Linked DNA regions of Homo sapiens: region 1 is linked to region 2. The links are chromatin loops, found by intact Hi-C in ENCODE. Cell type or tissue: gastrocnemius medialis. All regions are shown on one strand. Each heading gives the region's core, and the rest is flanking DNA. Links, peaks and the distances in the headings are about the cores only.

What was found. Hi-C counts contacts between places; a loop is a spot of excess contacts. Peaks named below come from ENCODE experiments on the same cell type or tissue, not always from the same donor. Only the 100,000 strongest peaks of a DNase experiment are listed, where the experiment ranks them.
Region 1: a loop joins it to region 2, with 3 times the contacts of the local background. A loop is called at or near these places in 6 of 110 quality-filtered maps.

What each region holds. Positions count from the first base shown.
Region 1 is chr9:90,100,083-90,111,400 of GRCh38, reverse strand. No RefSeq gene overlaps it. Among named protein-coding and RNA genes, the nearest start is that of MIR4290HG, 64 kb to the right of the region's middle. In gastrocnemius medialis, for the core only: a CTCF peak has its summit at 8,893 (motif pointing right); DNase peaks (open chromatin) are centred at 3,360, 4,180, 5,434 and 8,920; H3K27ac peaks cover 4,277 bases.
Region 2 is chr9:89,872,217-89,883,534 of GRCh38, reverse strand. No RefSeq gene overlaps it. Among named protein-coding and RNA genes, the nearest start is that of MIR4290, 150 kb to the left of the region's middle. In gastrocnemius medialis, for the core only: no CTCF peak of the experiment used is centred there; DNase peaks (open chromatin) are centred at 3,624, 4,614, 6,254, 8,344 and 3 weaker places; H3K27ac peaks cover 5,805 bases.

The DNA of each region.
Region 1 (11,318 bases), core at 1,099-9,098, 230 kb before region 2:
TCCTGGATGACCCTTGACGAAATTCTCCGTATAGTCCTGAAAGACTATCTTTCCTTCTCTTCAGCACATTGACCAGCTGCTGGGAATGAAAAAGGAACATCAAAAGTCTGGTTCTTGTATAAACAGCAGATGATAAGAACATGGAATATTTGCAAATTCTTTGCTAGAAGCTCTGCTTTCTCTTGAAATGATGCTTGCTTGCTTTTATATGTTTTCATAAAGCCAATTCTTAGAGTCCTCAATGAGGTTGGAGTGTTAAGACTTTTAGCATAGGCTCTGTCATCTACCTTTGGTCCCTTCTTGCTGTTATAACAAAAACACATTAGATGGGATGATTTATAAACAATAGATTGATTTCTCAGTTCTGGAGGCTGGGAAGTCCAAGATCAAGATGCTGGCAGTTTGATATCTGCTGAGGGATATTACTTCAAGATGGTGTCTAGTTGCTGTGTCCTTCCCTGGTGGAAGGACAGATCAAGAAAAGGGACAAATACTCTCTCTCAAGCCGTTTTATAAGGGCACTAATCCCATCCACAGGGGTGGAGCCCTCAGGGTCTTATCACCTCCAAGGGCCCCACCTATTAATATTGTCACCTTGGGAATTAAGTTCCAACATATGAATTTTGGAGTGATACATGCATTCAAGCCATAGCATATCCCCAAAGTAGTAAAGACAGCCAGATCAAGGGCCTGGGGCCATTGGACAATTGAAAATCCTCACCTTTTGGCAGGGGTTGTAACCAAAAATCAGGCAATATTTGCATATCATCTGGCAATGTTTGCGAGCAATAAAGAGACAATATTTAAAAATATATAATGGTGATTTTTGTCTCTTGGTGCCCAAACTTATATCTTTTTATAATAAAAATAATCAGAGTAAGGTGCAGAGAGAGGCAAATTATTGCAGATTTTAAGACAGAAGTGAATCTCCGAAAAGTGTAAAAAAATGTATATTTGATTTTAGAGATTCTGTCATTTGCCCAGAATTTATACATCACTTACCATGTGCCAGGCTCTTTTGGGTGCAAAGGAAAAGAATTAGACAATCGCTGTCCTTCATGGAACTTCCAGTCCTAGAAAGGAGAAAAATGTATTTAATAAATCACAACATATTAAGTGATGGTATACAGAAAATGCTGTGAGAATACAGACAAAGGAGTGGGAAAGCCAGCATCAAGTAACAGATAAGACTTCCTGAAGATGTCACACTTTTGGATACAGTTTGAAAGCTCTCTAGCAGTTCTTCAGGTCAAGAAGAAAGGAGCAACATTCTAGGCAGAGGGAAAGGAGGGCATGATTGAGTTTGTACTCCCCTAGAAGCAGATCCCAGTACAAGGATGTGCAAGTAGTTTATATGGGACTGTAGGGAACACAGGGAGGTAAATGAGAAAATGTTGAAGAAAAGAAGGGCAACTGGAGAAAACATACAGCATAAAGTTAGCAAGCAAAGTGAGCATTTGGAACCTAATTTCACAGGGAAACTGGGAAATGGTGAAGAGCACACACCTAGAGGAGAGGGAGCTGGGGTATTTATACAGTCATATACTGCAGCCCATTGGCGATGGTCATACCTGGCCTTTCATTAGAAGGGCAGTGTAGTTTTGACTTGGCTTTGGAGAATTCCTAAAGGCCCAAATACACAGATACTGGCAGTCAGAAGTCACTGGAGCATTCTAAATAATAATGCCTGAAAAATTTCGGCAGGGCAAGAGCAGATTCTGCTACAAAACATGAGCCACTGAGATGCAAACAAAGCAAGTGTGTTCACAGATCATTCTCTGGGGTTGGTCAGAGCAGCCCAAGATAAACCTGGAAATGCTGTTGTTTATTTCCTTCTTTATCATACTTCGACAGGTGGGAACTGCTATGGTTTGAATGTGTTCCCCAAAAGCTCATGTGTTGGAAATTTAATTCACAATGCAACAGTGTTGGGAGATGGGGCCTAATCAGAGGTGATTGGGTCATGAGGGCTCTGCCCTCATGAATGGTTAATCTTTGGAGTGGTTAGTCAAGAGTGGTTGTTATCAAGTGAGTCTGGCCTGGTTCTCTTTTGCAAGTGCTCAGTTGCCCATCCACCCTTCCACCATGGGATACCATGGGATAATGCAGCAAGAAGGCCCTCAGCAGATGCAGCTGCCCGATCTTGGACTTCCCAGCCACCAGAATTATTAGCTAAGTGAAATTCTATTCTTTATAAATTCCCCTGTGTGTGGTATTCTGTTATAGCAACACAAAATGGACTAAGATAGGGGCTCATGACTGGGGAGAGACTGCTGCTCCCAGGGCCAGCCAGTTCTCACAGACAGCAGACTCTCCTGGGAATGGGCTTTTTATACACAAACCAATGAACCCAGAGCCCATGTTCCATACCACCTCCTCTGTCTGACTGTTATACTACAGGAGGCAATGTTCCTCTGCCCTAGTCATCCCAGGGCCAGCAGCAGACAACTAGAGACATCCCTTATGCTCAGAGTTCATGGGAATTAAACTAGAAAATTCTAGGCTGCTTACTCTGCCTTGCCCATTTCTTCCTTTGAAAACCACAATAAAAGCACTTTCCCATGTTTTTCCCTCTATCCTCTCTGCCTCCTGGCCAAGCCTTGTGCCTCCCCATGTGGCCCAGCATAGAGTGCTTCCTGTTTCTAGGGAACTATGAGCAAAAACTTCTTCCTCCATATCAGTCATTTCTGTGTTGTTTGCCCTACCACACCTGCTGAAGACAAATTTCAGGTACATTTTAACACAGAAGACACAGTGCAAACAGCCATAGGGGGCCAGGGCAAAAGACCCGGAATGTCTCCTCTGTGTCCCTGGAGATTTTATTCTTGGTAAGTACACACACTTGCATAGTAATTACCCTTACTAAGTTGAAAGACGAGTTTGCTCAACTGGATACAGTCTCTGATGACAATTTTCTTGGATGTCTTCCCTCTCTAATAGCCATAGGACTCTATTTTCTTTCTGGCATTCAAGTTCCTTTGATGTGTCTAAATGCAGCCTGTTTCCTCCAACCAGCCTGTGTTTATGCTGGAAATACAGATCTGGGGGACATGGGGGTTGGGGCTGACATTTGCTGTGTCCAGGATCCTGGTCCCATATGCTGCAGTGTGAAGTTTTCACAAAGACAGTGGCTTCCCTAGATGGACTTCCTGCCTGAGCAAAAACGGGTCATCATCAATAACAACAATAAAAATCAGCAAAGTAGTCATATACACATAACAGTTTTCCTGAGTAGAAGATCAGTTGGAAGAAGGACAAGCAAAGACTCTCCTGGGAGTGGGTTTTTTATACACAAACCAACCAACCCAGAGTCCATGTTCCAAGGGCTGAGTCACTGCAGTAGGTTGTTGTAATTGTCCAGTGAGAGAGAGCGTAGCCTCTAGTGGAATGGCAGGCCTAGGAAAGAGAGGCAGGGAAACCAATGCCAAAGGGTTTAGGAGGTGTCTGCATGGAAGAGTGCAACTAGTGGGCACGTGGAAATGAGAACGACAAGGAGGAAGAGGAAGAAAGGATGATTACTAAAAGTCTTGCTTAATTAGGTAGTGCTGTTTCTAACCAAACTAGAGACTATGGAGAAAGAAGCAAGTTTAAAGAAATAAAAAAAAAATTAAGTTTTGGACGTAGGTATCTGTGTTAAAACCAAATGGTTATGTCTAGTAAGCTATCTGAATTATGAAATATGCATAAATATCCACACTTTGGCTGGAGATTAAATTTGGAAATATCCCATGGTAACTGAAATCCTGGCTGTGTACAAAGTCCCAGAGTCTGAAATGAGAAAAGAAGAAAGCAAAAGGTATTCACACTGACAGCTCTGTTGTCAAATGGAACTCTGTTATTACAGCTCCTTGGCTGAGTATAGAGATGTTCATGTTAACTGGAAAAAAAATAACATGTTAACTGGAAAAAATAAGTATGGTGTATCAGACTAGCCAGTGCTATCACGGAAATCTTTGTCATGTTGGTTGAGAATGAAGTTATTCTTACTTCAAGAGAAACAGAGGCCTGAGGAGCACTACTTTTAAATTTGTTTTCTAGGAGACCCATGCTATGTTGCTAATAAACAGTTTTGTTTTGACAGCTTCCATTTGCTATAAATATAGTTCCAAGGACAGTGTCCAATATTTCCTGATTCGAATCCAGCCTGAGCAGGTGTGTTCACTGCATGAGTCATGCCATTAGCTGCCAGGACTGTGACTTGGCCACAAAGGCACTTAACGGAATAAAAGCAAGCTGGGAAGAGAACAAGGCTTCTGGGATCACCGTTGCTTGGAATTTGGAGAGTCTCTGATAGGTTTGCTTCTTTCTTTTCATTACTGTTAAAAGCAATAGCACCAACCAGGGTTCCAAGGAGAATTTCTACATTAATAGATAAATATTTGATCAAACACAAGACCTTTCTTATTCCCTTTTTAATTCATAGTGTTACTGCATTTGCACTGATATGCTGCTCATGCTAGTTATGCCACTCAAAATACCCACTTTACCAAAAGTAGGTAACTTCCTCAGAGGAAGCTCTTTTTTTTTTTTTTTTTTTTTGAGACAGAGTCTTGCTCTGTCGCCCAGGCTGGAGTGCAGTGGCACGATCTCGGCTCACTGCAAGCTCCGCTTCCCAGGTTCACGTCATTCTCCTGCCTCAGCCTCCCGATTAGCTGGGACTACAGGCGCCTGCCACCACGCCTGGCTAATTTTTTGTATTTTTAGTAGAAATGGGTTTTTACCATGTTAGCCAGATGGTCTCGATCTCCTGACCTCGTGATCCGCCCACCTCGGCCTCCCAAAGTGCTGGGATTACAGGCATGAGCCACCACGCCTGGCTCAGAGGAAGCTCTTTAATGAAGAAGTAACATATTAAATATAACTACATTAAGAACCTTTCACTTTATTCTACATAAATATACTCACAATTTAATTAGTCATTGAAATGAGGAAGTCACATGCAATGCATTTCAGTTGAAGGTGTCTGTCTTAAAAGAGTGATGTAAGGGGGTCTTATAGTACCTTTATGGATGACAGCAGTGTCTGGGACTAAGGTCACAGAAGTGAAGATCTGAGCCCACGTTCAACAATCTTATAAATTACAAAGGAATGTTTAGACACAAAATCTAGACAGTGAAAACAGAGATGCTGCAGTAGCAGGCCTAGAAGAGAAGGAGGAATTTGCAGTCCTTTTTCAAATCACCTTTTCATAAATGAAAACAAACTCATACAACAACAAAATAGGGCATGCATTCTGATTCAGGATGCTGTTTTAAAGTTCTGTTCAGCAGTTTACATGGACTTTGATATCATAACACTCTGATTCAAGTGCTAAATATAAATAGGGTAAATATTTCTTGGCTTCCAGTGGGGTAATGGTAAACCCAAATTAGAGGCAGCACCACGGTAAAGAGCTATGTTGGATGAAATCCTGAACCACATTTGTGGGAAGGACACAGGGCTGGCCCAGTGAAGTCACTCTTCCAGTGAAACAGCAGAGCTAACATCATCCTTCCAGGAATCCTGCAAAAGAAGCCACCTGGGATGCAGTAAGATGACAGTAGCTTTCTGGAGCTAAGATGACAGACAGTTTTTTCTTTGGCCACAGGTTCTGATTACAAATCAGCAAGCAAATGTGTTCACACAGATGAAATAAGGGTATAGAAAAGGATGATGATTTGTCCCATTTATTCCAGCCCTTTTTACTGGCTTTTACAGTCCTTTTTACGTGGCTTTCATTCATTCTTCTTTCTGCCCATGAAGCTTATCCTAGAGAGAATTTCTGAGAATAAATGAAGCATAGTGAAGCTTCTAGAAAATAGTGTAAAATGCTAACATTGTTATTATTGTCAAGTCATGTTTATCAATATGTGGATCATTGATGATAACTGAACTATTCAAGAAAAGTTGTTAACTAAATGGCTGTATGACTTTTGGTGGGAGATTGTATCGTAGCTCAGGAAAAATTTATTCCCCTTGCGGTACCCGCACCCCCACGCCCAGGAGGAATGTACATCCTTGTCCCAGAAGCAATGGGCTGGGTGACTTGCTTTGGCTTGTTGGAATGTGAGTGGATGTGGATTTGCCTGTCCAAGCTAAGAGCCAAACACACATGGTGCATTGGGCTCACTCTGTGTGCTCTTATCGCATCAGAGCCATGCGTCCCAGAGAGTGGTTGTGCCTTCTGCCTGGAAATGCAGGAGAATCAGATCTCTGCCCTTCCCACCTGCGGACTTCAGTAGAACTGCCACGGCCCACCTGCAAACTCAAGAGTGAGAAATAAAGAAATGCTGGCAATTTCACACCTCACTGACAGGTGAGTCCCCACGCACAAAGGAACTTCAGTAAGCCTAATGGCTGACTACTCATAATTGTGGAGGTGAGCTGGCATACTCAAAGTGTGGAAAGAAAGAAAAATCTGTCAATGGCGAATTCTACATCCAGCAAATCCATCCTTCAAAGGAGAAATTAAGACATGCTATAATTTTAAAAAGAAAAGGTGAGCTGAGAGAATTTGTCACTAGCTGACCTTCTCCCAAGAAATGCTAAAGGGAACACGTCATGTTGAAATGGAAGGAAATTAGGTAGTAACTCAAATCCACACTAACAAATAAAAGGCCCTGTTAATGTGACAACATAGGTAAAAGTAAAAAACAGTATAAAGGTACTTTTGGTTCATAACTTCTTTCTTTTTTCCTTTTTTTTTTTTAGATGGAATCTTACTCTGTTACCCAGGCTGGAGTGCAGTGGTGTGATCTTGGCTCACTGCAACCTCTGCCTCCTGGGTTCAAGCGATTCTTCTGGCCTCAGCCTCCTGAGTAGCTGGGATTACAGGCACACACCAGTGTGCCCAGGTAGTTTTTGTATTTTTAGTAGAGACAGGGTTTCGCCATGTTAGCCAGGCTGGCCTTGAACTCCTGGCCTCAGGTGATCCACCCGCCTTGGCCCCCGAAAGTGCTGGGATTATAGGCATAAGCCACCGCACCCAGCCATTTCTTTCTTTTTTTCTGTCTGATTTAAAAGACCACTACATAAAACAGTAATTCTAAATCTTGAGTGATGGGCACACAATGTATAAAGATGTAATCTGTAACAATAGCAGCATGAAGGTGGGAGGGAGGATCAAAGATCATAGAAGCAAAGTTTTTGTATACCTGTGAAATTAATTTGGCGTTAACTCAAACTAGACTGTCATAAACTAAGATGTTTCTTAACGGGAGAAGCAGGGAGGAAAGAGCACCAGAGATTCTGGTCTACATGGTCTGTGCTGAGGTCTCAGTTGTATTCATTTCCTGTTGCCACTGTAACAAATTACCATAAACTTAGTGGTTTAAAATAACAGATTTATGATCTTGCAGTTCTGAAGGTCAGAAGTTCAAAATTAGTTTCAGTGGACTAAAATCAAAGTGTTGGCAGGCTGCATTACTTCTGAAGGATCTAGAGGAGAATCAATGTCTTTGCTTTTCTCAGTTTTTAGAGGTCATCTACATTCCTTGACTCAGACCTCACATGACTCTGATCTCTGCTTCCATCTTCACATTTTCTCTGGCTCTTAACTGCCTGCCTCCCTCTTATAAGCAATCCTTGTGATTTTATTTAGTACCCACCAGGTGATCAGGATAACCTCCCCATCACAAGATCCTTAACCAAATCACATCTGCAAAGTTCTTTTTACCATGTAATTGTCTTAATCCATTTGGGCTGTTAAAACAAACGATCATAAGCTGGGTGCTTACAAAAAACAAACTTTCAGCCAGGCGCGGTGGCTCATGCCTGTAATCCCAGCACTTTGGGAGGCCAAGGTGGGTGGATCATTTGAGGCCAGGATTTCGAGACCAGCCTGGCCATCATGGCGAAACCCCGTCTCTACTAAAAATACAAAAATTTGCCAGGCATGGTGGCACGGGCCTGTAGTCCCAGCTACTCAGGAGACTGAGGCATGAGAATTGCCTGAACCTGGGGTGGGGGCGGGGAAAGGGGGTAGTGGGGAGGGATGTGGGCGGAGGTTGCAGTAGGCTGAGATGGCTCTACTGCTTTCCAGCCTGGGCGACAGAGCGAGACTTTGTCTTACACACACACACACACACACACACACACACACACACACACACACAATTATTTCTCACAGTTCTTGAAGCTAGGAAGTCCAAAATCAAGGTACCTGGAGGTTTGGTGTCTGCTCAGGACCCACTTCCTGGTTCACAGACTGTGCTTTCTTCCTGCACCTTCACATGGTGGAAGGAGCAAGGCAGCTCTCTGGGGCCTCTCTGACAATGGTACACATCCCATTCATGAGGGAAGAGTCTGCCTGAATTACCTCCCAAAGACCCCACCTCCTGATACCACGACACTGGTGATTAGGTTTTCAAACTACAATTTTTGGGGGGACACAAATATTTAGACCACAGCAGTAACATATTCATAGGCTCCAGGCATGCAGAAGTGGACATCTTCGCGGACTTTATTCAGCTCACCACATGAGACACAAGTGGTCTATAAGTCTCCCTGTGCGATGCTGAAGTGCAACCAGGGTTTAGAATTACCCAGGCAGAGTCTGGGATGCTCACACCTAACAGAGCCTTCAAGCCTCCAGGAGCTTCATTAGCCTGACCCACACCCACTCCAGACTTCCAGAATCAGGATCTCTGGGGGTGCAGTCTGGGACTGTCACTTTTTAAAGTTCTCCCACGTGATTCTTATGTGCCCAGGGTTGTAAATCCTCTCAGAGGAGACATCAGCAGTCCATACAGCCCAACACACCACAGAGTAAAGTCCCCTGAGAAGTTTCAAGAATCCCTGGACACTTGGTGACATTCAGAGGCCAGGGTTCCAGGTAGACCTGCACCTGCTCCTTCAGGCGTGTCTTTTTGGCAGAACTTCTCAGGTAATTCTGATGCCCATGAAGGTTGACCGGTTGTCCTGTGGAGGGCAGCACTGGCCTACAGATGGATCTAAGCAGCCCCAGCCAATCAGGCTGTTTATATGCAGAGTGACGCATGTGGCCAAGGAGATGTTACACGTGTAAAGGCTTTGCTTTGGAGCGAGCTCTTAAAGGAAATGATTTCTTTCAGAGCCAAACTCAGACACCTAGCAGGGAACAGTTTGAAAAGGTCACCATATACTTGACCCTTGGTAAAAGATAGGGAGCCTCCAAAGATGGAGATGTGTCTGCAGGACTTAATTGTTGAAGAATCACAAAGATCCTCTCTAAACTATTTCAAAATAATACCATCTAGTGTTGCTGTAATTTGTGCTATTAAAGGAAAAGTTACATGAAGGGGAATATATCTTAGCATGACAAAAATGCAAATTTAGAGTGTGAAGTTAGTTCCATTTTTTTAAATTCAGAATCACAGTAGAAAAAAATGTAAAAATTATTTAAAAATTAGAGATAGAAAAAACTCTGAAGACATCTTGTAAAACAGATAACCTGCCTCATAAAGCTACATGGTAGCTTCTCAAACTTCTCTTATTCTATCTGAAAATGGAAACATGGCTCCTTGTCCAGTGTACTCATATTGAGGTGTAGTGAAGATCAATAAGGGATATACAAATTAACCATTCAAAGTATTACAAGCAAAGGGCAAACAATGTGTCTGTCATTTAAAAAGTTAGGATTGGCCTTGCGCAGTGGCTCATGCCTGTAATTCCAGTACTTTGGGAGGCAGGCCCAGGAGGGCGGATCACGAGGTCAGGAGATTGAGACCATCCTGGCTAATACAGTGAAACCCCGTGTCCACTAAAAATACGAAGAATTAGCCGGGCGTGGTGGTGGGCGCCTGTAGTCCCAGCTACTCAGGAGGCTGAGGCAGGAGAATGGCATGAACCCGGGAGGCGGAGCTTGCAGTGAGCCGAGATCGGGCCACTGCACTCCAGCCTGGGTGACACAGCGAGACTCACTCTCAAAAAAAAAAAAAAAAAAAAAAAGAATTTATCGAGATAAACAGGGAAAACTATATTTTAAAGATCATCTGCTTATTTCCACATTTTTTAGTTGGATATATGAAATGTGCAATTAACTATCAACATAAAAAGTTGACTAAGATACTCAAAACTGAAAATCCTAAAATACCTACAGAAATAAATGAAACTAACATGGTTCTTAAGCCCCAAACTTAAGCAAGCACTCACATATTTGTCTCTGGCAGCCTGGCATATCAGCCATGTCTGAACGCCGCTAAATTTGATTCTTACTTTACCTACAGGCAAATAGCAGCATATGACTGTCTCTACAACATTCTTGACCTATAAATCTTCAAAGCAACAATGCTCTACTACAAAAGGAAAAAAAAACCAAGACCACGAGTAACCCATCTTCAAACTGTCACTCTAATCCTTTCTCTGACTGTCAGATTAAAGGTTGCTGCTGTCTGGAGGTCTGTGGCTTCAAATTAGAGATGAGATCATCAAAAAAGCTTAAATTCAAACTTCAGATTGCTGGCTTCACTATGCTCCTTGGTGAGAAAATAAATACGTAAATAGTTACCCATTAGACATGCTATCAAGAATAAGAATGAATCCTGCATACATGTAAAATATCAATAATAAGATATCAATAAACTTATTGACAATATTACAGGACACTCATGTCCAGTGGTGGTTAAAAATCCAGCCTGACCTTACAGTAGACATTGAGCTACATGCCAGTCAGTGATCAAGATCAAGGGAGGCAAGCTCTAGCCCCCACATCCAAATCCAACACAGCCTACTTGTGTATACAGCCTGTGAGCCGAGATGCTCTCTGGATTTTCAGTGAATGAAAACACATGAAAAGAACAAATACACTTTATGACCAATGAAAAACAAATGACATTCAAATTTCAGTATCCTTAAAGTTTTGTTGGGACTCAGTCACGTTTATATCTTTGGAGATTATCTATGGCTGGTTTCAGGCTATAAGGGCAGAGTAGCGTAGTTGTGACAGAGACCATATGGCCTACAAACCTGAAGATACTTGCTATCTGAGCTTTTATGGAAAAACATTGGTTGACCCCTGTTATAGACCATGGGCTTCAACCCTGGCTGGACAATGCAATCATTCTGAGAGTATTTAAAAGAACTGATGGGCAGGCCCTTCAGAGAAAGCTTTATACTAATTGGTCAGTTTTGATCTGGAAGCCCATGAAAGTTGATCGGTTGCCCTGTGGAGGACAGCACTGGCCTGCAGATGGATCTAAGTAGCCCAGCAGAACAGGCTACTTGTCGAGAGAACCAGATAAGTAAGTGTAATTTCAAGTTGCCCAGCCCTCCCCTTGGCCCTCTTCCCACCACCCTTGGCTTCTGAATATTTCCTTTGTGAGATTCTTTCTACAACAATGCCTTCCCAGGGAACATCCTTT
Region 2 (11,318 bases), core at 1,488-9,487:
GAGACTTGGAAGCCACTGGGCTGCAGAGAGCAGACCCACGGACAGGACTCCCTTCCCACATCTGTGGGTGTTTTGCTTCTCTTTGCTTTTATGATGTTGCTCAGGGCCTGCAAACTTCCTTTTTAAGAACTATCTTTCCGTCTGCTTGCTTTTCCTCTGCTTATTGAGTACATTGATTCATTGAGGTGACTGAGCTATGAGCAGTTTCTCACTGGATACCAAAATGTACACGCGCTTCAGGCAGTGCAGACTGTATTTCCCATGGCCGCTCAGTGTGTGTGCTGTCAGTGTGGGTTCAGACATATGGCCCAAAGTGTCTCTGAGTGTACATTTTTCACACTGCCCGCACATATGCAGAGGAGACGCCAGAGAGAATTTTTGTGTGTTATCTCCATCTCCAATGCCTCATGTTCTAGAAAAGTGTCCTGTGAGCCTGTGAGAAGGTGTGCGTGTGTGCAGTGTGGGATGTGTGTGGGGGTATGCTGTGGGTGTGCATTGTGTGTTCATTGTATAGGGTATGTGGTGTGCTGCGTGTGTGGTGTATTTGGTGTGTGTGTGGTATGCTGTGGTGTGTGCATAGTGTGGTATATGTGTGGTATGGTGTGTTGTATGTGTGTGTGGTGTGTGTAGTATGTGTGGTGTGTGTGGTTTGTGGTGTGTGGTGAGTGCTGTGGTATGCAGTGTGTGGTGTGTGGGGAGTGTGTGGTGTGGGATGTGGTATAAGGGGTATATGGCATATGTGCGTGTGTGCATGTGATATGTAGTATGTACATGGTGTGTGTATGTGGTATGTGATGTGTGTGTGGTGTGTGTGATATGTGGTGTGTGTGTGGTGTGTGTGTAGTATGAGGTATGTGGTGTGTGTATGTGGTATGTAGTATGTGTGTGATCTGTGTGTGTTATGGAGTATGTGGTGTGTGTGGTATGTGGGTGTGGTGTGTGGTATGTGTAGGGTGTGGTGTGTGTATGTGATATGTGGTGTGTAGTATGTGGGTGTGGTGTGTGGTACGTGTAGTATATGGTGTATATGTGATATGTGGTATGTGGTAAGGGGTGTGTGGTGTGTGTGTGGTGTGGGGGGTATGTGGTATGTGTGGTGTGTGGTGTGTGTATATATGGCATGTAGTATGTGTGTGGTGTGTGTGTGGTATGGTTGTATGTGTGTGGTATCTGTGGTGTGGTGTGTGTGCTGTGTGTGTGGTATGGAGTTTGAAGTGTGTGGTTATGTGTGTGTGGTGTATGGTGTGTATGGTGTATGTGTGGTGTGTGTGTGCTGTGTGGTGTGTCTGCTCTGTGTGTGTGTGGTATGGGGTATGTGTGGTGTGTGCTGTGTGCTGTGCATGTGGTATGGGGTGTGGTGTGTGTGTGGTATGTGGGTGTTATGTGTGGTGTGTGTGTATGTGGTATGTTGTATGTGTGTGGTGCATGTGTGGTATGGGTGTATGTGTTTGGTATGTGTGCCGTGTGTGTGGTATGGAGTTTGTGGTGTGTGGTTATGTGTGTGTGGTATATGGTGTGTATGGTGTATGTGTGGTGTGTGTGTGGTGTGTGCTGTGTGTGCTGTGTGTGTGTGGTGTGGGGTATGGGTGGTGTGTGTTTGTATGTGGTATGTGTATGTATGTGGTAGTTGTGTATGTGGTATGTGCTGTAAGGTGTGTGTGTGGTATGTGGTATATGTGGTGTGAGGTGTGTGTGCTGTGCGTGTGGTATGGGGTGTGGTGTGTGTGCAGTATGGAATGTGTCGTATGTGTGGGGTGTAGTGTATGTGGTATATGATATGTCCATGGTATGTGTGTGCTGTGTATGTGGTATGGGGTGTGGGGTGTGTGTGTGTGATATGGAATATGTGGTATATGTGGTGTGTGGTGTGTGTGTGGTATCTGATATGTGTGTGGTATGTGATGTATGTGTGGTATATGAGTGCTGTGTGTGTGGTATGGGGTGTGGTGTGTGTGTGGTATGTGTGGTGTGTGCTGTATGTGTGGTATGGGATGTATGGTGTGTGTATGTGGTATGTGTGGTATGTGTTTGTATGTGATATGTGTATGTAAGTGGTAGTGTGTATATGGTATATGGTATTTGTGGTATGGTGTGTAGGGGAGTGGGTATGTGGTATGTGTGTTATGTGTAGCGTGTGTGTGATATGTGTGTGGTGTGTGTGTGCTGTGTATGTGGTATGGGGTGTGTGTGTATGGTATGTGGTATGTGTGGTAGTGTAGTGTGTGGTGTGTGTGCTGTGTGTGTGGTATGGGGTGTGTGGCATGTGTGTGGTATGTGGTATGTGTGATGTGTGGTGTGTGTGCTGTGTGTGTGATATGGTGTGTGGGGGGATGTGTGGTGTGTGGCGTGTGTGGGGGGTATGTGGTATGTGTGGTGTGTGTGTGTGGTATGTGCTATGTGTGGTGTGCTATGTGTGTGTGTGGTATGGGGTGTGTGGTGTGTGTGGGGGGGTATATGTGATGTGTGGTGAGTGATGTGTGTGGTATGTTGTGTGCATTAATAAATTCCTAGGCTCTCTTCCCAGGGTCACTGGGTGACCTAGGCAGTCCCGGAGCTGGACATGTCCATTGAGGGCTGGAGTGGCCTAGCACTCCCTCCCATCCTCTGAACAGTCCCCTTCACTGTCCAAGATAGTGCCTTCCTCTAGCAGACACATGCCAGGCTCTGCAGGCCGGAACACGCATCCCTTTCACAGCCTCCTCACAGCCCTGTTCAGTGGCACTCTGCAAACCTCGGTTTTATGATCCTTGTGTCAAGCGCATGGAAACTGGTCATAGCACCAAAAAAATTTCTGCTGTGAGATAGGTTTCTTCTGTTCAAGATGGCACGTTGGGGTTACACTTTAAACTCCCTCCTTGACCGCAGCCACACTGTGGGCACACTGTTTAAAAAGAGTGCACACACATCTGCACGCACACATGTGTGTACAACACACTCACCCATCTCTAGGGTGCAGAGGGGCTCGCTGCACCTGGGCCTCCTCACACCAACGTGTGAATGATGATGAGCTTCGAAACCTTCCCAGGAAGCCATGTTTTTGAGCACGTCTCTGACTCCCAGTATGGTGAGGTGAAGTCAGAGCTCCCAGGTGACTCTCCCCACCAGGACTTCCCAGGGGGCCCCACACAGCTGCTTCTCCACGGTGCCCCGCTGACCACACGTATCACCAGGGCCGCTTGCCATGTGACACTGCCCCAGCCCAGGCCACACCCTCCAAAGCAGACTCTCTGTGGACAGGACCCTGATCTGAGCTCCAACAAGCTCCCACGGGCGAGCTTGAGCTCCCGCACCATGGGCAGAAGCAAGAGAATCATGGCCTGGAAGCCTGGCACGTGGAGATGGGGGAGAGTGCTGCTTCTCATTTTTCCTTAAACAGAAGGAAGAGTGGCTTCTACTGGGGTCCTATGCTTCAGAAGGCCCCATGCAGGTTCCCCTCGCCACCAGGAGCCCACACCCCATCCTTCCAGGAAAGGACCCCCCAGTTCTCTGCACAAATGCTCTGGCCACTTCTGTGGCCTGCTCAGGCCTTTCCGGTTCAGACACATCTTGCACAGTTGTACGCTCATTGGGTGGTCAGGAGGCAGCTGTGTCCCAGGGTGCGGACAGAGCTTGGATGTGAGTGGCCGGAAGGCCTGGCCAAAGTGTTGCACGGCAAGGAGAATTGGCCAGCTTTCTTATGGGCCCCACCCTGCCCCAGGCTGAACTGTGCATGTGGGCTGGATTCCCTGCTGCTCTGCTGTGGATTGAGGGAACTTCACCCTACGCACATGTTGATTTCTGATATCTGCCTTCCAGAACTCGGAAAGAATAAATTTCTGTTGCTTTAAGCCACCCAGGATGGGATGTTTCGTTACAGAAGCCCTAGGAAATGAATGCAGAGGCCTGTTTTGCTATTTGCACATGACTTGTCCTGCTGTATGCAGTGGTTGTCAAAAGCATGGTCCCCAGACCAGCACCATCAACATCCCCTGGGATCCTGTTGACAAAACAAGTGCCAGCCCCGGCCAAAGCTATTACATAAGAAAATTGGGGCGTGGGGGCAGTGATTTGTGTTTTACGGAGCCCTCCAGGGTATTCTGATGCTGCTCCAATCACCACCACTGGAGAGGAGGTGGGATGTCAAGGAAAGGGCAGGATAGGGACCGGAGGATGGGCCTGCAGGGGCCTGCGGCTGCTTCCGGCAGCATCCCTGGACAGCTGTGCTGGGCCTGTTGGCAGGAGGGAAGGCAGTCAGGCCTGAAGAGGTGGGTGTGCATACCCCACAAGGTGTCATCAGCTCCCAAAACTTGAGAGACTTAAGAATGCACCATCACACCTGTGTGTGGCCACACATTTTGTTCTGCAGAACTCCTAGTGCTCTGTGTCTTGGGCCTTACAGAATAATCATAGCCCACGGCCACTTTGCGTGGACAGTGGAAACAGTGCCAGTGGGGTGCTGTCACAGCCACGGATGGCCATGCCCTTCCCAGCTGGCTCCTAAAGGACACATCCCCAGAGTTTCTGCAGCTCCAGTGGCAAGGTATAGCAGGCATGGCCCCAGCTGGCTCCCAGCTGCTCCAGGCCCCCTTGGCTCTGTGCCTCTGTACACGGTGTCCCTGTCTGCTGAACTGTTCTGTCCCCACTGAGTCATCCTGTAAAGCAGCTCTCCTATGTCACCTCCCCTCGGCTGTTCTCTGTGCCCACTGCCTCCGCTGCTCACTCTATCTCAGCATGCAGCGAGGCCCTCAAGAGATCCACCCACACAGCCACCTCTTTCCCGACTGTCATCCTCCCAGCTGCCCCACTTTGTTCTCCTGGTGGCCCTCTCCCTCCCCGAATCACCACTTCTGTTCACTATATTACTTAATCATTGGGTTTCAGGATGCACTTAGTATGTACATGCACAGCCAGAAGGAAAGCTGACTCTTCCTCTTAGAAGCCCAGGCTGGCCATTCTAAAGTGGTAACAATCTCCAAATAATTCCTCAAACCCCGATTCCTTCACTGCTGTGGACACACAACCCTGTGGAGATCATATTCCTTGTTTTAACTACGACTTAGCAGAAAAATAGAAGGTGAAAGTTCATTTGGGTTATGGATGTGATAACTTTTGAATACAAGGTCACCTCCCTGGTCCCATGACAGTCCCAAACCCAGGTCCACCTCAAGCTGGAGCAGAACCAGCCTCCTCCTTCTCCCTGCCTTCTCTGGGCAGAGACACACACTTGTCCCTTGGGGCACTAGGCATAGGTCTATTGGCAAGGACTCCGAGGCCGCTTCTGCAAAGCACAGAGCCAGGACCTGCAGAAATGGCCGAAGGAGGGTGCTTTTCCTTCATCCCCTTGTCATGCACACTCATTGGAAATTTTCTTGGGCTCCTTCCAAAATAATTGATGCTTTAGGAAGGAATAGACAGATCAACAATGTGGGCGGGATGCTGAGTTGGGTCCTGAGACTGGGGGCCTGGAGTCCATGAAGAGATGTGCTCCCTGAGGAATCTTGGTGGCAAATATAACAAGGCCAGCCTCAGGTGTGGGGTTGGGAGGCGAGGTGGGGCGCTTCTCCCTGGAAAGCAGCTGCTGCCTGCTCAGGCCTGGGGAGGAAATGAAGCTTTCTGCTCATTCACTCACCTGCCAGTATGCACAGAAGGCAAACGGGGAGACAGTTTGACCGAGAGAACCATCTGTGTGGGTCAGCTCAGGCCGTGGTAATAACGTGCCACAGATCTGGCAGCTCAAACAGCAGAACTGTATCGTCTCACATCTCTGGAGACTGAACGTCTAAGACGAGGCTGTCAGCAGGACTGGTTCCTTCTGAGGCCTCTCCTCGCCTTGCCGATGGTGTCTTCTCCCTGCACGCTCACATGGTCATCCCTCTGTGTGTATCTAATCTCTTCTTCCCAGGATACCAGTCCTATTGAATCAGGGCCCACCGCAATAACTTTATTTTACCTTACCTCTTTAATGGCCCTGTCTCCAAATACACTCACATTCTGAGGTCCTGGGTTCAACGCCAACATATGAATTTGGGGGAACAGAGTTCAGCCCATCCCATCACCCCAACCCTCAGCTGGAGGGCAGCATGTCTACCCATCTAGGAGGTCACCCTGTTTCTATGTGTAAGAAGTCCAGGTGGTTTTTGGGAAACGCCATAGCTCCAGCCTGCAATGGTGCATGGAGCAGGGGCCAAGGCTGCTGATACCCTGGGCTGGCCCCGTCTTCAACTTTAAAGCAACATATTGAGAGGCTCTCTGAACTGTACACCATGTTCTTGGCCACCTGACAAGGGGAGAAATAGGACAAAGAAAGTTGTGTGATGAGGCAGAGGATCTTCACAAGCACAGGGCAAGAGTGGGGTGGGATGGGGGACTGAGCTGATCCCCGGGGGGGATGAGGGAGTGTCACACCTTCCAGACCCTGCACACCATCCTCAGCCTGCTGGGATGGCCTCCTCCCCTCTGGAGCCAACCTATCCTGCACCACTTTCTGGGTACGTCCATGCTCGTGGGGAAAAGGAGCAGATTCTCTGGCCCTTAGGATACCTGAGCTTGTCCTAAGCAGCCAGTTTGGACCTGCACAAGCCTGATTGACTTCAGGATGTAGCCAGACCACAGATGGTGGCCTTCCTTCTTCGCTCTATGTCCTTTCTTATGCACGTGGATCTGAAGCCCTTTGCAGCAATTTTTAAAGGGAAAAACATAATTTTTTAAAAAATGGCATGGAGCAGCTGGGCGCAGTGGCTCACACCTGTAATCTCAGCACTTTGGGAGGCCGAGGTGGGTGGATCACGAGGTCAGGAGATCGAGATGATCCTGGCTAACACGGTGAAACCCTGTCTTTACTAAAAATACAAAAAATTAGCCGGGCGTGGTGGCAGGTGCCTGTAATCCCAGCTACTCGGGAGGCTGAGGCAGGAGAATGGTGTGAACCTGGGAGGCGGAGCTTGCAGTGAGTCGAGATCGCGCCACTGCACTCCAGCCTGGGTGACAGAGCAAGACTCTGTCTCACAAAAAAAAAAAAAAAAAAGGCATGGAGCAATTGACAAGTCAGGATGAGAAGCTGAGAAGGTGTGGAGTGGAGAAGAGAGATGGTGGAGGGCCTTGCAGAGGGTGAGGCACCCCGAGAAGAAGAGGGAGGCCCTTGTGAGTTAAACCCATGTGTCCAGGGACAGGGCTGAGCTGGGAGGGGTGGGGCTCACCCATTTTATTTATTTACTTACTTATTTAGTCTTTTTTAAATTTTACTTTTTTATAAAACTTTTTTTAACTTTTTTCTTTCTTTCTTTCTTTTTTTTTCTTTTTTTTTGAGACGGAGTCTCATTCTGTCACCCAGGCTGGAGGTGCAGTGGCGCAATCTCGGCTCACTGCAAGCTCCACCTCCCGGGTTCACGCCATTCTCCTGCCTCAGCCTCCGGAGTAGCTGGGACCACAGGTGCCCGCCACCACACCAGGCTAATTTTTTTGTATTTTTAGTAGAGACGGGGTTTCACCATGTTAGCCAAGATGGTCTTGATCTCCTGACCTCGTGATCTGCCCGCCTCGGCCTCCCAAAGTGCTGGGATTACAGGCATGAGCCACCGCACCCAGCCTCCTTCTTTCTTTTTTAAGAGACAGTTTCCCTCCATGTTGCCCCTCCTGGCCTCAGGTGATCCTCCCACCTCTGCCTCCTGAGTAGCTCAGCTTACAGGCATGAGCCACCGCACTCGACTAAGGGGGAGTCTGGGCCTTGGGGAGCTGTTGTCCCCCATAGTCCTGTGGACTCCTGCAGATGATGAAGTAGCCAGCTGGAAGGCTTTAGGATAAGAGTTGAGCATGTGCCTGCCCTTCTGCCATCAAAAGCAGGTGTGATGGGGGCCCCAGAGGATACGTTAAACTTCAGCTCCACAGATGGGGGCGGTGCATGGATGCCCTCGTGAGCTGCCAGAGCTGCCTTCTCCTGCCCTCAGCACCCTTGGGACCTGCACAGCTGGCACGCTGGGGGGGTCTGCCATGCAGTAAGGAGGAATCAGGCTTTTGAATAAAGAGGAGAAGGCTAGCTGGCTGCAGTTCCTAAACACGCACCGAGGGCCTCTCAGACCAAGGCAGGAGAACTTCACGGGGTAACTCACATGGCTGCTGACTGCTTTCTGACAGAAAAAGAGTAGGAGAAAAAAAATTAAAGTGAAGAGAAAAAGGACAGAGAAAGAGATCAGTGCGGAAGCTGCCAGGCAGTTTTTCTCTCTGTTTGCAGTTTCTAAGAAGAAGCAGCATTGCAGGGCACACACAGGACTTCTTGGTTGCCGTGGGCACAGACACTCAGCAGGAGCTGGTGAGGAGCTGGCCAGGCCTCGGGGAGCCGCTGCATGGACGCCCGGGGAGCTGGCAAGCCCATGTCCCTCTGGACACAGTGACAGGCCACTCCAGGAGGCCCCCATCTAGATGTTCGTCAGACTTCAACCCCAGAGTAAACCCAAACAAGGCAGGGGTTGAAGGAGGTCACGTCTAAGCCCTAACAGAAACTTGGCAGTCAGCTGTCAGGGAGCGTTTGGCCATGCAAACCAGACTCATGGATTTACACAACAAACAGGACATGCCCAAGCCTGGTTGTTTAGATTGTTCCTGCATTTAGGTTTTAATTGTAGAATTCAGGCCTCCTCCCTGGATGCCCTGAACACAGCCCAGCCTGGGCTGGCTCACACTGCGGGAGCAGATCCTATCACCTTCCTCAGGCTGGGCCTTTGTTAACACTGGTTTTGTAAGCAGCCTGCTTCAGCATCCAAGAGGCACTCAAGGGTCTGCCCAGAGCAGGAGGATGTGCAGTAGGGCTGCTGCTCACCCAGCCCCGTCGCCCAGACCTCTCCACCAGGTGCTTCCCAGAGGGAAGTAGAGTGTTCCTGAGAGACCTGGGCAGAAGGAAGCAGGACTAGTTAGGGCCTGTGTCCCTATGTGTGGACAGAGGGCTGGGCCACACTTGTCCTTTGTGCACTCTGTTCATAATAACTGCTTGCTGAGCATCTGGGACTGCAGGGGATGTGCCTGTGAGAGGCACAGTCCTGGCTCTCGTGACGTTTGCAGCGGGGTGGAAAGGAGCCCAGTGCCAGGCTGGGAATGTCATATTCACAGAAACGGTGACAGCGGCCATGGAAAGTCCAGAGGAGGCCATGCTGAATGGAGCCGTCCCCCGTGTGGATGAGATCCTCCCAAACTGGGCACCTCTGGGCAGCTTTCAGCCCAATCGGTAGAGTTTATTTCCAGTTCAGTGGGGTGCCCCGGTTAACCCACTTTGGGAAGAATCTCCTTGTATTTGGAAAGAGCTGTGCTCATACCTTGAAAGGGGGATTGGACCTCATGAGCTTTCATGAGGGTGCGGGGTCTCCAGGTCCCCCAGAATTCTCCGGACACTTGCTTAATTTACTACCTCAAGGGGCCTCTGAGCAGCACTCAGAGAACTGAGTGCTCAGAGAACCCATTTCTCTGAGTGCAGCACTCAGAGAACCCATTTCACAGATGGAAACGGAGGCTGGACCTGTCCAAGGGTGGCCCAGGGCACAGGTGAGCTGGGAGAGACAAGGTCCTTGGGGCCCATGCTTGGCTCAGCACTGCCCCGAGGAGTCAGGACGGGGCTCCAGAGAGCACACTGGCAGGTCTTCAGCCCGACCCATGATGCCACATCCACGACAGTCAGACCTCCCGACAGCGATGGGCTGGAGAAGAAATAACCTTTTTTACTAGTCTACTTTATGCCTGAGGCTTTATGAGCATTAACTTATTCAATGATCACACCATCCCCATGAGATGGGTAAGGTTAACCTTGGGAAACTGAGCTTTCTAGGAATTAGTAACCTGCTGTCATTACATGGAAAATGACAAATAAGAGAGGGGAACTCAGCCTTCCCTGGGCCCACAGTCCACCCTCTACCCTCATACTGCCTGATGGTGCTCAGAGAACTCTGGCAGGGTTTGTGGTGGTGAGAGGGAGGCCTGGCGTCCCTCCAAAGACTTTGAGACTCTCAAGTGCAGGCCCCCAGACCTGCAGCATCAGGACAGAAATCCAAGACTCCAGCGTGAGCCCCCAGCCTTCCAAGTGAGAAGAGCTGGGAGAGACAGCCCAGCCCAGCAGGTGGAAGCCCTGTGGTGATAGTCCGTCCCCTGGGGAGTGCAGAGCACTGTTGACAGGTTGACCTGGCCAGAGCAGGCCCCATACAAGCCATATCCCCTTCTGCCTCCCGCAACCTTGCTCTGGGCTGTGGATAGAGCCAGGTGGGTCTGGGACCCACTGCAGGAGCCACATGCCCAGAGCAAGTGCAGGCAGGCTGGGTCAGCGCAGGCGGGCAGGAGAAACTGAGAACCAGGTCCTGCCTCAGGCCTGGCCACTGGGGTGGGCTCCAAAACACTCCACCCGGGCAAAGAGGGACAGACGCCGGGCACCTGACCCCAACTGGGGGACATCTGATCACCTCTGCTCTGTACAGTACACAGAGTAGAATGTGGGACAGATAATTCCAGGGAGCTGCCCTTTCTAATTAGGTGGTGAAGTCAGCATGAACTTCAAACAGGGCAAAAATAGGATCCTAAAAATAGCCTGGGGGAACTGTGAGGGGAGCAGGAGGTGCTGCCTGGAAAGTTCCGGGGCCTGGGCAGGACAGTTCCCACGTGGCCTCCAAACCAAGGGGAAGCCTCAGCTGACCCCAGCAGACCTCCAGATGCAGTGAGAACCCAGAAAGTCAGGGTGTGGGGCGGGTCATGTGATGAGAAAATTCCTCAGGACTTCAGGGGTGCGAGCCGGCACATTTGTGGCCCAGGGAGTCTTTCTCATGGTGCTATCTGCTTCATGGCTCTTTAAATATTGCACGGGGGTGCACACGTGCTCCTGTATGCATGGGCTTGCTCCTGCAGGTATAAGTGTATGTGTTTATCATTGTTTAGCAGGGACGTGATGGCTCGCCAGGCCTTCCAGACACTCCCTACGCAGAGTGCAGTCCCTGCACCAGAGCGATGGCAGTACCCAAGAGCTGGTTAAAACCACAGGCTCCAGCCTGCCCCAGACCCTCTGAGTCAATACTTGCATTTCCACAGGGTCCAGGGGTGACTTGGTGTTCAGGAAAGTGTGAGAAGCCTGGCTCCAGGTGTTCAGAGGCATGCCCCAAAGCACAGGGATGGGGCTGAGGGTCTCACGGGGTTTTCCTGGGGGTCCAGGCCCCAGCACACAGGGGCTGCTATAGGCAGGGGCTGGGGGATAGGGACCTGAGATGTGGCTGTTGGCTGAGCAAGGCCTGGAAGCTGGCCACCTCTGGAATGAGAATGCTCAGAGTCTGGTCCAGGCGTTGGCCCAGGGCTCCTGTTGGCAAGCAGGTAGGTGCTGA